Regions from separate parts of the Homo sapiens genome. Here region 2 is linked to region 1. The links are chromatin loops, found by intact Hi-C in ENCODE. Cell type or tissue: tibial artery. All regions are shown on one strand.

The links. A loop is a pair of places that touch in the nucleus more often than their neighbours do. Peaks named below come from ENCODE experiments on the same cell type or tissue, not always from the same donor. Only the 100,000 strongest peaks of a DNase experiment are listed, where the experiment ranks them.
Region 2: a loop joins it to region 1, with 14 times the contacts of the local background. A loop is called at or near these places in 2 of 110 quality-filtered maps.

What each region holds. Positions count from the first base shown.
Region 1 is chr15:89,247,679-89,255,678 of GRCh38, forward strand. It overlaps FANCI (FA complementation group I), which reads left to right. Exons shown (of 38, transcript NM_001113378.2): 2 at 1-53. Among named protein-coding and RNA genes, the nearest start is that of FANCI, 7.7 kb to the left of the region's middle. In tibial artery, no CTCF peak of the experiment used is centred here; no DNase peak of the experiment used is centred here.
Region 2 is chr15:89,301,223-89,309,222 of GRCh38, forward strand. FANCI (FA complementation group I) reads left to right here. Exons shown (of 38, transcript NM_001113378.2): 27 at 104-220; 28 at 2,642-2,693; 29 at 3,893-4,020; 30 at 4,119-4,187; 31 at 4,383-4,476; 32 at 4,785-4,972; 33 at 6,254-6,307; 34 at 6,391-6,450. LOC124903548 (a long non-coding RNA gene) reads right to left here and starts at 3,948. Exons shown (of 2, transcript XR_007064749.1): 1 at 3,863-3,948; 2 at 1-565. RefSeq lists a silencer at 3,936-4,163. In tibial artery, no CTCF peak of the experiment used is centred here; no DNase peak of the experiment used is centred here.

The DNA of each region.
Region 1 (8,000 bases):
AAAAAACAGCAGACAAACTGCAAGAATTTCTTCAAACCCTGAGAGAAGGTGATGTGAGTATTAGGAAGCATGTTCTGCTAAAAGTAAATGTCAGGCATGATGACACATTCAAAGGACATGTGAGAAAGAAAAATTACGCTGCTTCTTCATCTACTCCCCATTCACTGTAGGAGACAAGGATTTATTTAATAATAATTTATAGATGTAAAGAAATTGGGGTGAGGGAATGAGAGAAATAGACTACTTGAGGGCATTTGTGACCAAGTTTAAACCTGAAATAGTTTAAGAATAGAATGCTTTTACAACTGTATTTATAAAAGCAATTAGTATACTTTTATGGTCCTCAGAACAATCCTATTTGATGATAATATCCAGACTATAGTTACTGATTGAGACATTAGTTTTGCATTTTGATGCTTCTCTGTATTTTTCCGTAAAGAAATTAAGTTTATAAGCGGCAAAATATTTTGAAATTATTAGTAAAAATTAGGGCCTCTGTTTTCACTATAAGTGTAGGATTATAAAATGGGATAGTAATTGCCTTATATGTTAGGCTGTTTCTTCTCCCTAATGTTCTTTCTCAGCTGATATACTGCTCCTTTTTCCATAAGTGATCTCATCCTATCCAGGTCCCTGCCTGGAAAAGAATCCCTCTTCAAGGTATATGTACAAACAAGTAAAGACATTGAGTATCATGGGATTTTTTTCCTTTTTCTGTCAATTGATGAGTATTATGTTTTTAAGGGAATTTCTTTGTGTTAATGTTGTAGTTATTGAAGGAAGGTGCATCTTAGTGTGTGTTATCTGACATACTAACTAGGAATTGATGCAGTGTTGCTCTTTGATTTTTTTTTCTTTGAAATTATCCAAGATTGCCTTTATAGCTATTTTTTGAGATGACTTGTTGCATGAGTTGTAACTTGAATCATTCTATAGACAAGATTTGATTGAAACTAGCATTTAAATTATTTATTTAAAGTTTCATGCCTCAAATTGAAGGCGTGAACACTGTCAAATTGAAGACAGTGTTCCAGATGTTTTCTGACTCTAGGATAGAGTAATGCTAATATTTCCCTCATTTTTCCATTAATGCAAAATCAGCTTTTTGGCAGCAACATTATATTGTAGTCTCATTGCTCTTATATTTATTTTTGTATATGTTGATAAGTTGCTAAGTTTCCTTTATCTCTGAAGTCCTTTTAGAATCCATGTTAAAAACTATATATAGGCCAGGCATGGTGACTTACACCTGTAGTCCCAGCACTTTGGGAGGATTCCTTTAGGCCAGGAGTTCGAGATCAGCTTAGGCAACATAGTGAGACCCAGTTTCTAAAAACAACTACCAAAACAACAAACTTTATATCTGTTAACTGTCACCTTTTTTAGATTCATCTTGTTTTACTCCATCAAGATCATTTTGTATGATTCTGCTGACCGTATTAATCAGCTTTTTATCCTCTACAAATTTGTTAAGCATGTCAGTAATATATGCAGGCAGTTCATTTGATAAAATGTCCCACAGAAGATGAACTCAGAGTAAAAAATTATAAAACACATAAAGAAGTCCTGTGGCAAGAAAGACTCAAACAGAAATGGGAAAATTCATATTCAAGGATTTAGAGCAATCTGAAAAAAATCTTTAATTATTTAACACAAATACTTAATACAGTATTTAACTTTATTTATTTAAAGGTGGGATCTCACCCTTGCACAGGCTGGAGTGCAGTGGGGCGATCTCGGCACACTGCAGCCTCAACCTCCTGGGCTCATGCGATCCTCCCACCTCAGCCTCCTGAGTAGCTGGGAGTACAAGCATGTGCCACCATGTCCGACTAATTTTTGTATTTTTAGCAGAGATGGGGTTTCGCCATGCTTTCCAGGCTGGTCTTGAACTCCTGAGCTCAAGCAATCCACCCACCTCAGCCTCCCACAGTGCCGGGATTACACGTGTGAGCCACTCTGCCTGACCTAGTATTTAAAATATTTGAAGATGTAAATGAAGGAATAGAACTCACAAAATAAGGGATGGATTTAGAAAACAATGAAAGACAACTTCTTGAAATGAAAACCTCAGTAGGTGGTTTAACAGTAGACAAAACATTGCTAAAGAGAAAATTAGTAAAGTGGAATACAGAGCTGAGGATAACTAAATAAAGCACAGATTGTAAAGAGGTGGAAAATATAAAGAATATTTAAAATATATGCAGAGAACTTTGATAAGAATATATTATCTTCTTAAACACATAGAATGTTCATAAAAATTAATCACATGTCATATACTAGAGCACAAAGAAAACATGGGTAGGTCCCATAAGGTAGAATTATTACAAACTATTCTCTGTGATCACAATGCAATAAAACTGGAAATGAAAACCGAAACTAAAAGTCAAAAAGCAAAGACACTTTTACTTGGAAATTAAAATACCTTCTATTCAACCATTGTGGAAGACAGTGTGGCGATTTCTCAGGGATCTAGAACTAGAAATACCATTTGACCCAGTGATCCCATTACTGGGTATATACCCAAAGGACTGTAAATCATGCTGCTATAAAGACACATTCACACGTATGTTTATTGCGGCACTATTCACAATAGCAAAGACTTGGAACCAACCCAAGTGTCCAACAATGATAGACTGGATTAAGAAAATGTGGCACATCTACACCATGGAATACTATGCAGCCATAAAAAATGATGAGTTCATGTCCTTTGTAGGGACATGGATGAAGCTGGAAGCCATCATTCTCAGCAAACTATCGCAAGGACAAAAAAACCAAACCCCACATGTTCTCACTCATAGGTGGGAATTGAACAGTGAGAACACTTGGACACGGGAATGGGAACATCACACACCGGGGCCTGTTGTGGAGTGAGGGGAGGGGGGAGGGATAGCATTAGGAGATACACCTAATGTAAATGACGAGTTAATGGGTGCAGCACACCAACATGGCACATGTACGCATATGTAACAAACCTGCATGTTGTGCACATGTACCCTAGAACTTAAAGTATAATAAAAATATATATATATATAAAAATAAAAAAATACCTTCTAAATAACTCTTGGAGGAAAAGAGATACAAACAAATTACAGGATTTTTGAAGAATAATTACAGATAACAAAAATACTACATGTTAAAAATCCATGGAATAATGTTAAAAACAAGTGTTTAACAAATGAAATAATGAAATCAATACAAATGAAATAATGAAAATAAATAAATTCCCAACTCAAAAACCTAGAAAAAAGAGAAAGTAAACAACAACAAAAAAACACAAGAAACTACTAAAGATAAAAGTGGAAATTAATAAAGTAGAGAACAGAAAAATAGTGGATCAAATTAATCAAAATCTTGGTTCTTTGTGGGGGAAAAAAACACCATTAATTAATATAATAATCAAAACAGTGGAGTAAAAACATGCACAAAATGAGAAATGACAAGGGAGAAATACTGTTAATACAGAGAAAATCTCAAAAAATACTGTGAGACTACAGTAGATTCCTGTGCAAATAAATTTGAAAACCTAGAGGAAATGGATAATTTCTTAGGCACGTACAGTTTAATAAAATTGAGCCAATTTGAGATGGAAAGCTTAAGCAGACCAGTTTCCATAGAAGAAAAGAGAAAGTTATGAAGGAACTACTTCGTACAAAAACACCAGGCCCAGATAGATTGGCAGGAAACTTCTGTCAAACCTTTAGAGATCAGGTAGATAGTCCTAATGCTACATAAATTGTTTTAGAGCATAAATAATAAAGGAAAACTTCCAAGTTCTTTGAATGAAGCAAGTATAACATTGAATTAAACAAATATAACATTGATTTTTTTATGCTATCTTTATCAGGTATAACCTTAAACCTCATAAAGATAGCATAGAAAAAAGAGGATATAGACTAATGTAACTTACGAATATTGATATAAAAGTCTTAAATATTAGGGGACAGATTGCAACACCACATTTAAAAAAAGTACACCATGATCAAGTGGGATTTAATAGCAGGAATACAAGGTTGGTTCAGTATTTGAAAGTATATTACTATAAAGATTATACGATTATCTTCATGGATCAGAGAAAGCCTTTGACAAAATTCAACACTCATTCCTAATAAAAGCTTGAGAAAAATCAGAATGGGTGGCTGTTTCCTTTACATCATAAAATGTATATATCTAAATTCTAGAGTCAGCATCTTAGTGGGAAACCATAGAGACATTTCCTCTAAGGCCGGGAACAAAGCAATGATGCCTACTGTCTCCATTACTATATAATGTTCTGATTGGCTAGCCTATGCATTTAACCTAGAGAAAACAATCACAGGCATAATAATGGAAAAATAAAGGCTGAGTGCAGTGGCTCACACCCATAATCCCAACGCTTTGGGAGGCCAAGGTGGGCAGATCACTTGAGGTCAGGAGTTCGAAACCAGCCTGGCCAACATGGTGAAACCCCTTCTCTACTAAAAATATAAAAATTAGCTGGGCGTGGTGGTGTGTGCCTGTAATCCCAGCTACTCGGGAGGCTGAGGCAGAAGAATCACTTGAACCTGGGAGGTGGAGGTTGCAGTGAGCCCAGATTGCACCATTGCACTTCAACCTGGGTAAACAAAGTGAGATTCCATCTAAAAAAAAAAAAAAGAAAATATAAAACGTCTCTCTTTGTAGATGGCATGATAGTATACCTGGAAAACCCTGGAGAATCTGTGATAAAACCATCTATAAACGAATTCATCAAGGTAGCAGAATATAAAATTAATATGCAAAAATCAGTAGCATTCATACATAATAGCCAGTTAGCTCACGCCTGTAATCCCAGCACTTTGGGAGGCCAAGGCAGGCGGATCACCTGAGGTGAGGAGTTCTAAACTAGCCTGGCCAACATGGTGAAACCTCAACTCTACTAAAAATAGAAAAATTAGCTGGGCGTGGTGGTGCACGCCTGTAGTCTCAGCTACTCAGGAGGCTGAGGCAGGAGAATTGCTTGAACCCGGGAGGTGGAAGTTGCAGTGAGCTGAGATCACGCCACTGTACTCCAGCCTGGGCCCCATTTACAATAGCAACAGAAAAGTTAAAACAGGAATAAACCTGAGAAATGTCCAAAACCCATGCGAAAAAAAACTATGAAACACTTCTGAAGGACAAAGTAGAAAACTAAGAAGATATCCCCTGTTCTTGATTGGGGAGTCTCAACATCACGAAAATGTCAATTCTTCCAAAGTTAATTTATCAATTTAATACCAGTAAAAATCCCATTGAGCTATATATATAAGTTGACTGCAAAATTCATATAGCAAATTGTACACACAGGGATAGTTAGGGAAAAGCTGAAAAGAGCTCTGAGAGAGGATTAACCATAGCAGAGACTAAACACCACAAAAACTTTTATAAATAAGAGTGCAGTACTGGTACATGAGTAGATAAACAGAAACGGAATAGGATACAAAGAATAGAATAGGTAATGCATAAGAATGGAAAGTCTCAAAATAGACCCAACTACAAGTAAAATCTAGTATATAATAAAATTACATCTTAAAACACTGAAATAAAGATAATCTTTGACAAATGATATTGGAACAACTGGATGGACATTTGGAAAAAATAGATGAAATTAGATGTGTTTCTCATATTCAAGAGAAAGCTCCAAATGAATCAGAAATTTAAATGTAAAAAACAAATCTAAATAAATGTTAGGGCTGGGCACAGGGGCTTATCCCTGTAATCCCAGCACTTTGGGAGGCTGAGGTGGGAAGATCGCTTGAGCCACGAGGTTCAGATTACAGTGAGCTATGATTGTGCCACTGCACTTCAACGGGTGAAAGTGAGACTCTGTCTCTTAAAAATAAATAAATAAATAAATAAATAAATAAATAAGTATATGTTAGAAGAAAACATGGATGAATTTCTCTTTAAGCTCAGTGCAGTGAAAAGCTTTCTAACTGTCATACAAAGTATAGATGCAAGAAAAGATAAGTTTGTCTACATATAAGTTAAAAAGTTTGTGTGGCCAGAAATACCATAAGCAGAGTCAAAAGACAAATGGCAAACTGGGAAAAAATATTTGTAACGTATCACAGAAAAAGGATTAATATCCCTAATTCATAAATAACTTGTGGGGGGGGGGGGGAAGATAAACTGTATTTTAAAAAGGCAAAAAACATGAGAATAATCACTAAAAGATATATAAAAATGGCCTTAAACATAAGAAAATATGCTCAACTTCACTCATAATAAGAGAAAAATAAAATAAAAGATAGTGATCCACCTGCCTTGGCCTCACAAAGTGCTGGGATTACAGGCAGGAGCCACCATGCCTGGCCCCATGTATATTTTTATGTGTATAAACATGCATACATTTCCTGGCTCTCTCCAATGAAAGAACCATGAAGCAAAGATGCCATAGTTGCTCGGTGCGGTGGCTCACGCCTGTAATCCCAACACTTTGGGAAACTGCGTGGGTGGATCACTTGAGTCCGGGAGTTCAAGACCAGTTTGGGCAACGTGGTCAAATCCTGTCTCTATAAAAAAATAAATAAATAAATTTTAAAAAGATGCCTTAGTAACAACAAACACACCCATCACCTAGATCTTTGCTGTTTCATAACCATTCCTCACTCAAGGGAACCAGGGCTCTTCAGAGAAACGGATAAGTTTATGCGTGGGCAGGATGGATACAAGATGAACCTGGAACATCTTGCTATACCAGAAAGTAAAGAAGTGCTCAAAAAAGACAGTGGGGGCGTGTCACAAAGACAGAAGAGCCAGCTTGAAGGGTTTCCCTTTGGCCAAATCTGGGACTATTTGAGCATCAAAATAAGTTCAATAATGAACCATTGAAAAATACAGAGATTTATAAGTCCATACTCATAATTAATAAATAAATTACTTTGGGAGTTCGAGGACGGAGGATCACTTGAGTCCAGGAGTTTGAGACCAGCTTGGACAACATAGTGAGAACCCACCTCTACAAAAAAATAATTTAAAAAATTAGCATGGCATATCAGCACACGCTTGTATTCCTAGCTAACTGGAGGGTTGCTGAGGCAGGAGAATTGCTTGAGCCCAGGAGTTTCAAGTTATAGTGAGCTATGACTGTGCCACTGCAGTCCAGCCAGGGTGACAAAGAAGACTCTGTCTCTAAGGTAAGTAAAGTAAGTAAATGAATACATGGGTAGAAAGGAGTTCTCTTGCTTACAGTGCAGGAGTTGGAAAATCATTCCTTTGCAATTGTAATGGTAAAGATTGAACCAGACAAGAAATACCAATGGATGTTAAATCCAGGGGGACTTTAAAAACATTGATACGATACAATTAATGAAGCTAAGAACCTTATTCCAACTCTCCCCAGTAATTATTTCACTAATGTTCTCTTTATGTTCCAGGATCCCACTCAGCATCCTACATTGCTCTTAGTTGTCATTTCCCCCTGATTTCCTACACTCTGCAATAGTTCTCAGTCTTTCCTTATCTCTGTTGATCATGATAGCCCTGAGGAGTATTGATTAGTTGTTTTGCTGAATGTGTCTCATTTAGGGCCTGTTTGGTGGTGTCTCATGATTGGACCAATGTCTTGTATCCCTGGCATAAGGACCACAGAAATGGTACCATGCCCTTTTTAGTGTATCAAATCACTGAGCTCTTGATGTCAGTGTTATTCCTGGTGATACTGACTTTGATAACCTGGTAACAGTGGTTTCTGCTGGGCTTTTCCATTTTACAGGAAGAAAATTAGATGAGGAGCAAGATATTTGCATGATCTTAAAGTGTCTCCCTATAAATTGCTTACTGGTGGCAAAGGGACAGGGTGGGGGAAGTAATTATAAAGTGGGATCAGAATATCACCAATGAGGGACAGATGGACATCATGTGCTTCCTGATGTGATACTCCGAGAATGACATGATATCACCTGTGTTCTTGTGAGACCGCATAAACTCAATCTAGCCACAAGGAAACATCAGACAACACAAAATGAGGAATGTTCTATTTTTTAAAAACTAAAATTTAT
Region 2 (8,000 bases), 54 kb after region 1:
ATTCTTTCTGTCCTAGTCTTAGGAGTCTCTGACTAGATGCCTCTTCTTCCTGATAGGAACGTGTCTGCTAACATTGCTTGCTGTGTGTGCCTTCCTTTCTCAGAGGTCCTTGTTGAATTTACTTAGCAGTCAAGAGGAAGATTTTAATAGCAAAGAAGCCCTCCTGCTAGTCACGGTTCTTACCAGTTTGTCCAAGTTACTGGAGCCCTCCTCTCCTCAGGTACTAGTACCGCTAACTTAATCCCATTTAGCATTCCTCAGAAGGCAAGGATTATTGCATCATAAAAGTGTATATCTAAATGTCCTCTTGAAATTGAGCTTATTTTACATAATGTGTTTAATTATACACCTGAGTTAATATAAGACCTATAAGATGTATTCTTTCCTGTGTAATGCGTCTACCACAGCATACTTACATGCAGCCATACAGGGCAAGAACATACTGCTTTTGTTTTGTTTGTTCAGGGTAGAGTGAAACACCACAGAAAGAATCCTGTGTTGATCTTTGGTGCCTTCAACCTTCTTAAACCTGTGTTCTTTGCCACTCTTGGTGTTTACTTCTTTTCTAAGAAGAAAATTTGTTAATTATGAAGAAGGCAGTTGACATTCAGCAGTTGACTTTCTCAGCACAGTTACCTGGTACTGACTTTGGAGGAAATTCAACCAAAGATGATTAATTCAGAAAGTGTAACTATAGTCCCAAAGCAGAAACACCTCTGCAGAGATAGGTTGTATGTATGTTTGTGTAAGTGTGCACACGTAGATGTAGAGCTGTGTACCCACATGAGCGTTCACACACAGAAGAATAAGAGAAGGACCACTTGTTGGGGGTCTGTACCATTCAGGAGTAATTTTCCTGTAGGATGATAGAGTACCTTCAGGAGCCCAGGACTGTGTGCTCCTACCACATCTACTTCCTGGGCTTGAGAAAGACAATGAAGCCCTGCGGTATACTCCTCTTTATGTGAGCCCTTGCCTCAGAAGACTGTAGCCTGGGAGTATGAAGGCGTTTGGGCACTAGAAAGCAGAGCTGCTTCCTGTCGTCCTACTTCCAGGTTTGCCCAAAGAAAGTCCCTTTGGTTACTTCATCCCAGTTCCAAACAGCTCACCCCCACTTTGCTCTCATCATCGTTCTTTCATACTGCTGTTTTTGCTGCAAAGAGGAAAGGACTGAGAAAGAAATAGCTAATTGGGGCAGGGGGAAATTTGAGAGAAAATAAATGGATTTAGGAAGGCTAAAATGTTCAGGAAAATTTAAAAATTTTTCTTTTTTAAACTTTTAAACTTTTAGATTTTTAAACGTTTTACCACCTACCCCTTCTCCCTTAACTTCAGGTAGTCTCTTTAAAAAAAAATTTTTTTTTTTTTTGAGACAGAGTCTCGCTCTGTCTCCCAGGCTGGAGTGTAGTGGCGCCATCTCAGCTCACTGCAGGCGCCGCCTTCCGGGTTCACGCCATTCTCCTGCCTCAGCCTCCCAAGTAGCTGGGACTACAGGCGCCTGCCACAACACCCGGCTAATTTTTTGTATTTTTAATAGAGACGGGGTTTCACCGTGTTAGCCAGGATGATCTCGATCTCCTGACCTCGTGATTCACCCGCCTCGGCCTCCCAAAGTGCTGGGATTACAGGTGTGAGCCACCGCGCCTGGCCAAAAATTTTTAATTTTAATTTTGAATGGGTAATAAAGTCCTATGATTTGAAAACCAGAGATTATCAAGAGATTTATGGTAAATGGTGTCCCCCACCCATGTCCTCCATCTGTTCAGTTCCTCCTCTCCCCAAATAAGTAAACACCTTTAGTTTTTTGTGTCCTTCAACCTTCTTTATTCCCTTCCAAGTAAATATAGAGTTTTATTCCCAATCCTACCCCTCTTCACACAAAAACTTGTTCTGCATCCTGCTTATTTCATTGAGCACGGTATTCTGAAGATCTTTTAATATCAGTTTGTAGAGAGCTTTCAGTTAGCCTCTTAATTTACCTTTTCCTCAACAGATCAAAACTGCATTTTTGTTAGTCATTTACACTTAAGTATAACGGCATTTCGGTGCCTTTGTAGCTGAAAGAACTGCTGAAGCAGAAAGTTGACTGTGTGTCTGGTGATGCAGATGCTTGCTATCTGAAGACCTTAAGTCTCCTTCACTTAGCTAAGAAAATGCTGTCTGGTTTCTTGCCTCTTTTATTTCTCTTTTTTCTGCCCTTCTCTCTTCTAACCTCCTTTGTTCTTTTGGCTTCTAAATGCTAATTCTACTGTTCTTATAGCTAGGTTTTCTCTTTCCCACACCTTTCTGATAACCTAATATCCTCAAGTGGAGAGTCTGGGGGCATGGGAAAGAAAAGAGGGCGCTTTAGCCCTAGACCACTATGGTAGAAGCAGAGGAAGTTCAGGTGTAAGGACCCTAAAACTTTTGGACCTCAGTAAGGACATAGACATTGAGAATTAAATTATATATTATTCTCATAATTCTTAGAATTTTGGACTTATTTTTATGCCCTTCATCATATATTACCACTTGAGATCTAAGGACATGTTTTGGCAGCTGATTTGCTTAGATATGGAAAGGTCTAGAACTCTTCTGTTCTGACAACACCTAGGTCTATCTCTGGCATGTTTCTTTAATATCTGAATGATCTCTAATTTAGTTTGTGCAGATGTTATCCTGGACATCAAAGATTTGCAAGGAAAACAGCCGGGGTAAGTTTACTGCCATGTTTTCCTAAAGGCTTTATATAAAATCACTATCCTCCAGTGGCATTTGGAAAAGAAAAGGTATTCCCCATTCATTACACATTCACCAGAGTGGCCAAAATGAAACAGACACCTAATACCAAGTCGAATTGTTGGCAAGAATGTAGAGTAGTTGGACCTTTCATTCACTGGGGGTGGAGGTAGAAATTGGTATAACCACTATGGAAAACTGTTCAGCAATATCTACTAAAATTAAACATATGCCTATGACTCAACAATTCGAATCACAACAGAAAAATGTGGAAGAATTCTCTTAGCAGCACTATTTTAGTAGGTAAAACAAACCTAAGTGTTCATCAGCAGTAGAAAGGATAAAAGAATTATGATATATTCACACAGTGGAATCCTATACAGCAAATAAGCATGAACAAACTACATGTACACACAACTTGGAGAGGATCTCACAAATGTACTGTAAAACAAAAGAAGCCAGACACAAGAAAGGGTACTTACTGTAGAATTCCGTTTAGATGAAGTTCAAAATTAGACAAAATTTATCTGTGATGTTAGAAGTCAGGATAGCAGTTTCCTTGGCGGGGCAAGTTAGGAGGGAGTCCCTAGAATACTCGTAATGTACTTGATCTGGATGCTAGTTACACAGTAATCTTAACTAATGATGGGAAATGTCTGCCTTCTTTGGGCATGTGGATAAAGAGGCATCATTGCAGACTAGCTGCTTGGCTGTAGTATGTGTAACACTGGGATGTTGTGCCTGAGACACGACAAGCTACCTCCTGTTCTGGTTAGGCACTCCACCCCACACACCCTGTACACATACCTGAGGGACCTGACTGGGTTATAACTTAACTTTTTTTTTTTTTTTTGAGACAGAGTTTCACTCTTGTTGCCCAGGCAGGAATGCAATGGCACGGTCTTGGCTGACCGCAGCCTCCGCCTCCTGGGTTCAAGCAATTCTCGTGCCTCAGCCTCCCAAGTAGCTGGGATTACAGGCATGCGCCACCATGCCCGGCTAATTTTATATTTTTAGTAGAGACGGGGTTTCTCCATGTTGGTGAGGCTGGTCTTGAATTCCTGACCTCAGGTGATCCACCCGCCTTGGCCTCCCAAAGTGCTGGGATTACAGGCGTGAGCCACTGCACTTGGCCACAACTTACCTTTTAATTTGCTTTTCTTCCTATTCCTAGAGGATGCCTTGTTTTGCAAGAGCTTGATGAACTTGCTCTTCAGCCTGCATGTTTCGTATAAGAGTCCTGTCATTCTGCTGCGTGACTTGTCCCAGGATATCCACGGGCATCTGGGAGATATAGACCAGGTACTATAATGAGCCTTCAGTACAATACCCTGTGTGGGGATGGGGGTCAAGGGAACAACCTTACTGTCATTAGGTCTCACCTCTCTTCTTTTCCCCAGGATGTAGAGGTGGAGAAAACAAACCACTTTGCAATAGTGAATTTGAGAACGGCTGCCCCCACTGTCTGTGTAAGTGTTGTACCTGAGCCATGGGGAATAGCTTTGTCATTCTTTCCATTCTACTCCATGTGAAGTGACTTGTGTCCTATAGCGGCTTGTGTCCTGAGGCCTGTAACCCACCTGTAGGTGGCCAGGTGACCACAGTTATTATATTACCCCCACAGCTGTGTGTAGTGAATCACACCAGGCACTCTTTTCTTTCAGTTACTTGTTCTGAGTCAGGCCGAGAAGGTTCTAGAAGAAGTGGACTGGCTAATCACCAAGCTTAAGGGACAAGTGAGCCAAGAAACCTTATCAGGTAAGATAAGTTCAACTGGGATTCCAGGAATTGACATGAGCAAGGTCAAAATTCATATTGGGTCGGTGCATAAAAATGGAGCCCCTGAGCTAAATTTCTTATTTGCCTTTAAGCTAGATTTTTTCCTATGTGATGAAAGAAGTAGAAGATCATATGTCTTATCACAGCACGATTAATTCACTCTGCATATTGAATGTTCGTTTTTCCATAAAGACTTTCTAGTTAGTAGTAATCAATTTCTAAATCTCCTTTACTCTTAATTAGAAAACGAAGTTGGGTTTGAATGTGCCAATTTTATTTCCCTTTAGAAGAGGCCTCTTCTCAGGCAACCCTACCAAATCAGCCTGTTGAGAAAGCTATCATCATGCAACTGGGAACTCTGCTTACATTTTTCCACGAGCTGGTGCAGACAGCTCTGCCATCAGGCAGCTGTGTGGACACCTTGTTAAAGGACTTGTGCAAAATGTACACCACACTTACAGCCCTTGTCAGATATGTGAGTATTTGAGACAAGCAGATTCGCCCCACCATTCTACCCCAGTGAGCCAGGAGATGAGGATGGGGCAGCAGCCCACTGCTGCAGAATGCCCCTAAACAAGAGAGCATTTGCCTCCATCTTGGCAGGTCATGGTTTCATTTTAGTTTGGTCAGTAGGTGGCAGGCATCTCCACAGGCCAGGGAAAAACAGTTTATAATTCTAATCTGCTTTTGGGCCTGTCACGGTGGTTCATGCCTGTAATCCCAGCACTTTGGTAGGCTGAGACGGGCGGATCACCTGAGGTCAGGAGTTCGAGACCAGCCTGGCCAACATGGTGAAACCCCGTCTCTACTAAAAATACAAAAAGTAGCTGGGCGTGGTGGTGGGCACCTGTAATCCCAGCTACTCAGGAGGCTGAGGCAGGAGAATCGCTTGAACCCAGGAGGCGGAGGTTGCAGTGAGCTGAGATTGTGCCACTGTACTCCAGCGTTGGCAATAGAGTGAGACTCCATCTCAAAAATTAAAAAAATAAAGTAAAAATCTGCTTTTGGAGGCCCTTAATTCTTTGGCATGTATGTGGCACCTGATTGAGAATGAATGCCTCTTTTAAATACCTTCTAAGGTTTAATCTAAACTATAACTATCCTAGAATTAAATCTGGGCCCATAATGCATAGAAATTATACCATTTCTAACCAGTCTGGACACTTAAAGAGATGTTTATTCCTTTTTTCATTCCTTTAACATGTAGGTGTTAAATGCCTTATAGATCAAATACTAAGGTGGGGAAGAAAATTATTTTTTATAAAAATACAAGGCATACCCTGCCCTTACTGTTTATGTTCCTAGCAATGATCCATATTAAATACTTAGAAAGGCACAGATAATCCAAGAAAGATGTGGACCACCCCGCATCACAGCAGTGTGGCTCTCTCAGAATGTGTAGCTCTAGCTACATGTGGCTAAGCTGCTGTAGTGGAAATACTGAGAGCCTCTTCTCTTTATTGGCATCTTTAAAAGGAAAAACAGCAAAGTTGTTGGTTTTTTACATGCAGGGACTACCAGCCTGAGGAATTTTTAAAGAAATGAGCAAATCAGAAACAAACCCTTCATTACTTATTGTCTGGGAAGCTTAGGAGCTTTGGAGGAGAGGAATAAGGAAGCTTGTGTCTTGGCTTCTCTGTGAATTTTGTTTTTCCTCTTCAGTCAGAATGATGAGTCACACTCCATAGGCTCACTGCAGCAGTCACTTGTAGTTTCATAGGACAGTCTACTAAATCTAGGAATCTTTTTTTATTAGTATCTCCAGGTGTGTCAGAGCTCCGGAGGAATTCCAAAAAATATGGAAAAGCTGGTGAGTTGAGAATGCCTTTCCTAGGAATGGGGGAAGCACTTTTACTGCTGGTTACATTGGTTTCCTTCTCCCTTGTTGTGCAGGTGAAGCTGTCTGGTTCTCATCTGACCCCCCTGTGTTATTCTTTCATTTCTTACGTACAGGTAAGAGATTCAGAGGCAGTACCCAATAGGTCTTCAAGAAAGGATTTCTTACATGCCCAGGGGACTATTGATCACCTGAACTGAGCATATATAAACTTTTTTCCCTGCTTACCACAAGCTGGAGGCACCCATCAGAGACCAAGCCAAGGCTTGAGGGCTTTGCAGCAAGGACATCTTTATGTAAAGAAAACTGTTTCACTTAATTTGGAGAAAGGAAGCATATATGTTTGCATTTGGAGCAAGGAAGGAACAAGCATGCTCAGGCTCAAGGACTTGGTTTATTCCTGGGTGACTGAAAGTCCATGCCATGAGGCATCCTCTGGGAATGTGAGCAGAGTAGCAGCAAGCACATGAAGAAGGGTTGTGATGAGACGGCAGTGCAGTGAGGGCACTTTCAGGGAAGTGGAAGGACGTGGCTTTGTAAGTGTCATTTGGTCCTAAATACCATCAGATTCCTGCAGTACTTGAATCTCCTTTACTGTTTGCTTAAACCAGTTTTTTAACCTCACCACTATTGACATGTTGCGCTAGATAATTCTTTGTTGTGGGACCTGTTCTGTGCATTTTGGGATGTTGAGTAGCATCCCTGGCCTCCACCTACCAGATGCCAGTAGCAGCCCCCTAGTTTTAACAGCCAAAAATGTCTCCAGAAATTGCCAGTTGTCCTTAAGGGACAGAATCACCCCTCGTTGGAAAGAGGAAGAAACGAGAGATCTACTGTCTCCTAAGGCCACTTAGTCATGCAGTAAATGTATCACAGGGCTGTTACTGATCTTTGAGGAATCAAAGAGAATGGGTCCACTAAGTGTCAATCTCAGCCAAGATTCTAGAACCAATTATTAAAGCAATGGATCGTGACCACTTTGGTAGTGATGCTTCACTTGTTTTCTGCCTCTGCATCACTTACAGGCACAATATCATTCTATCAGTAACTTGCCTCATTATGTGTATTCAGGGTGCCTCTTCCCCTCCCTTTAAGAATCAGCAATCAGCTGGGCACAGTGGCTCATGCCTGTAATTGCAGCACTTTGGGAGGCCGAGGCGGGTGGATCACCTGAGGTCAGGACTTCAAGACCAGCCTGGCCAACATGGTGAAACCCCATCTCTACAAAAAATACAAAAAATTAGCTGAGCATGCTGGCGGGCACCTGTAATCCCAGCTACTTGGGAGGCTGAGGCAGGAGAATCGCCTGAACCTGGAGGGCGGAGGTTGCAGTGAGCAAAGATCGCACTGTTGTGCTCCAGCCTAGCAACAAGAGCGAAACTCCGTCTCAAAAAAAAAAAAAATAAAGAATCAGCCATCAAGTGGGCTGTCATCTGGGTTTAGCTGAAGGAGTTCTTAGTAATGGGCTGATAGTTGAGACTCTCTGTCACCTTGCCTTTGTATCAGTTTTGTGATCTGGGTCAGGAATGCATCATCCATTTTCTATATCCAGCCATCCAGCCAGTAGTCAACTGTCATAAAGCTATTACTTCTGGTCCTCTCCTTTTATCTCACCCAAATGCTTGCAGGAATGCTTTCTCAAACCTCATGCTTGTAAATTTTCATG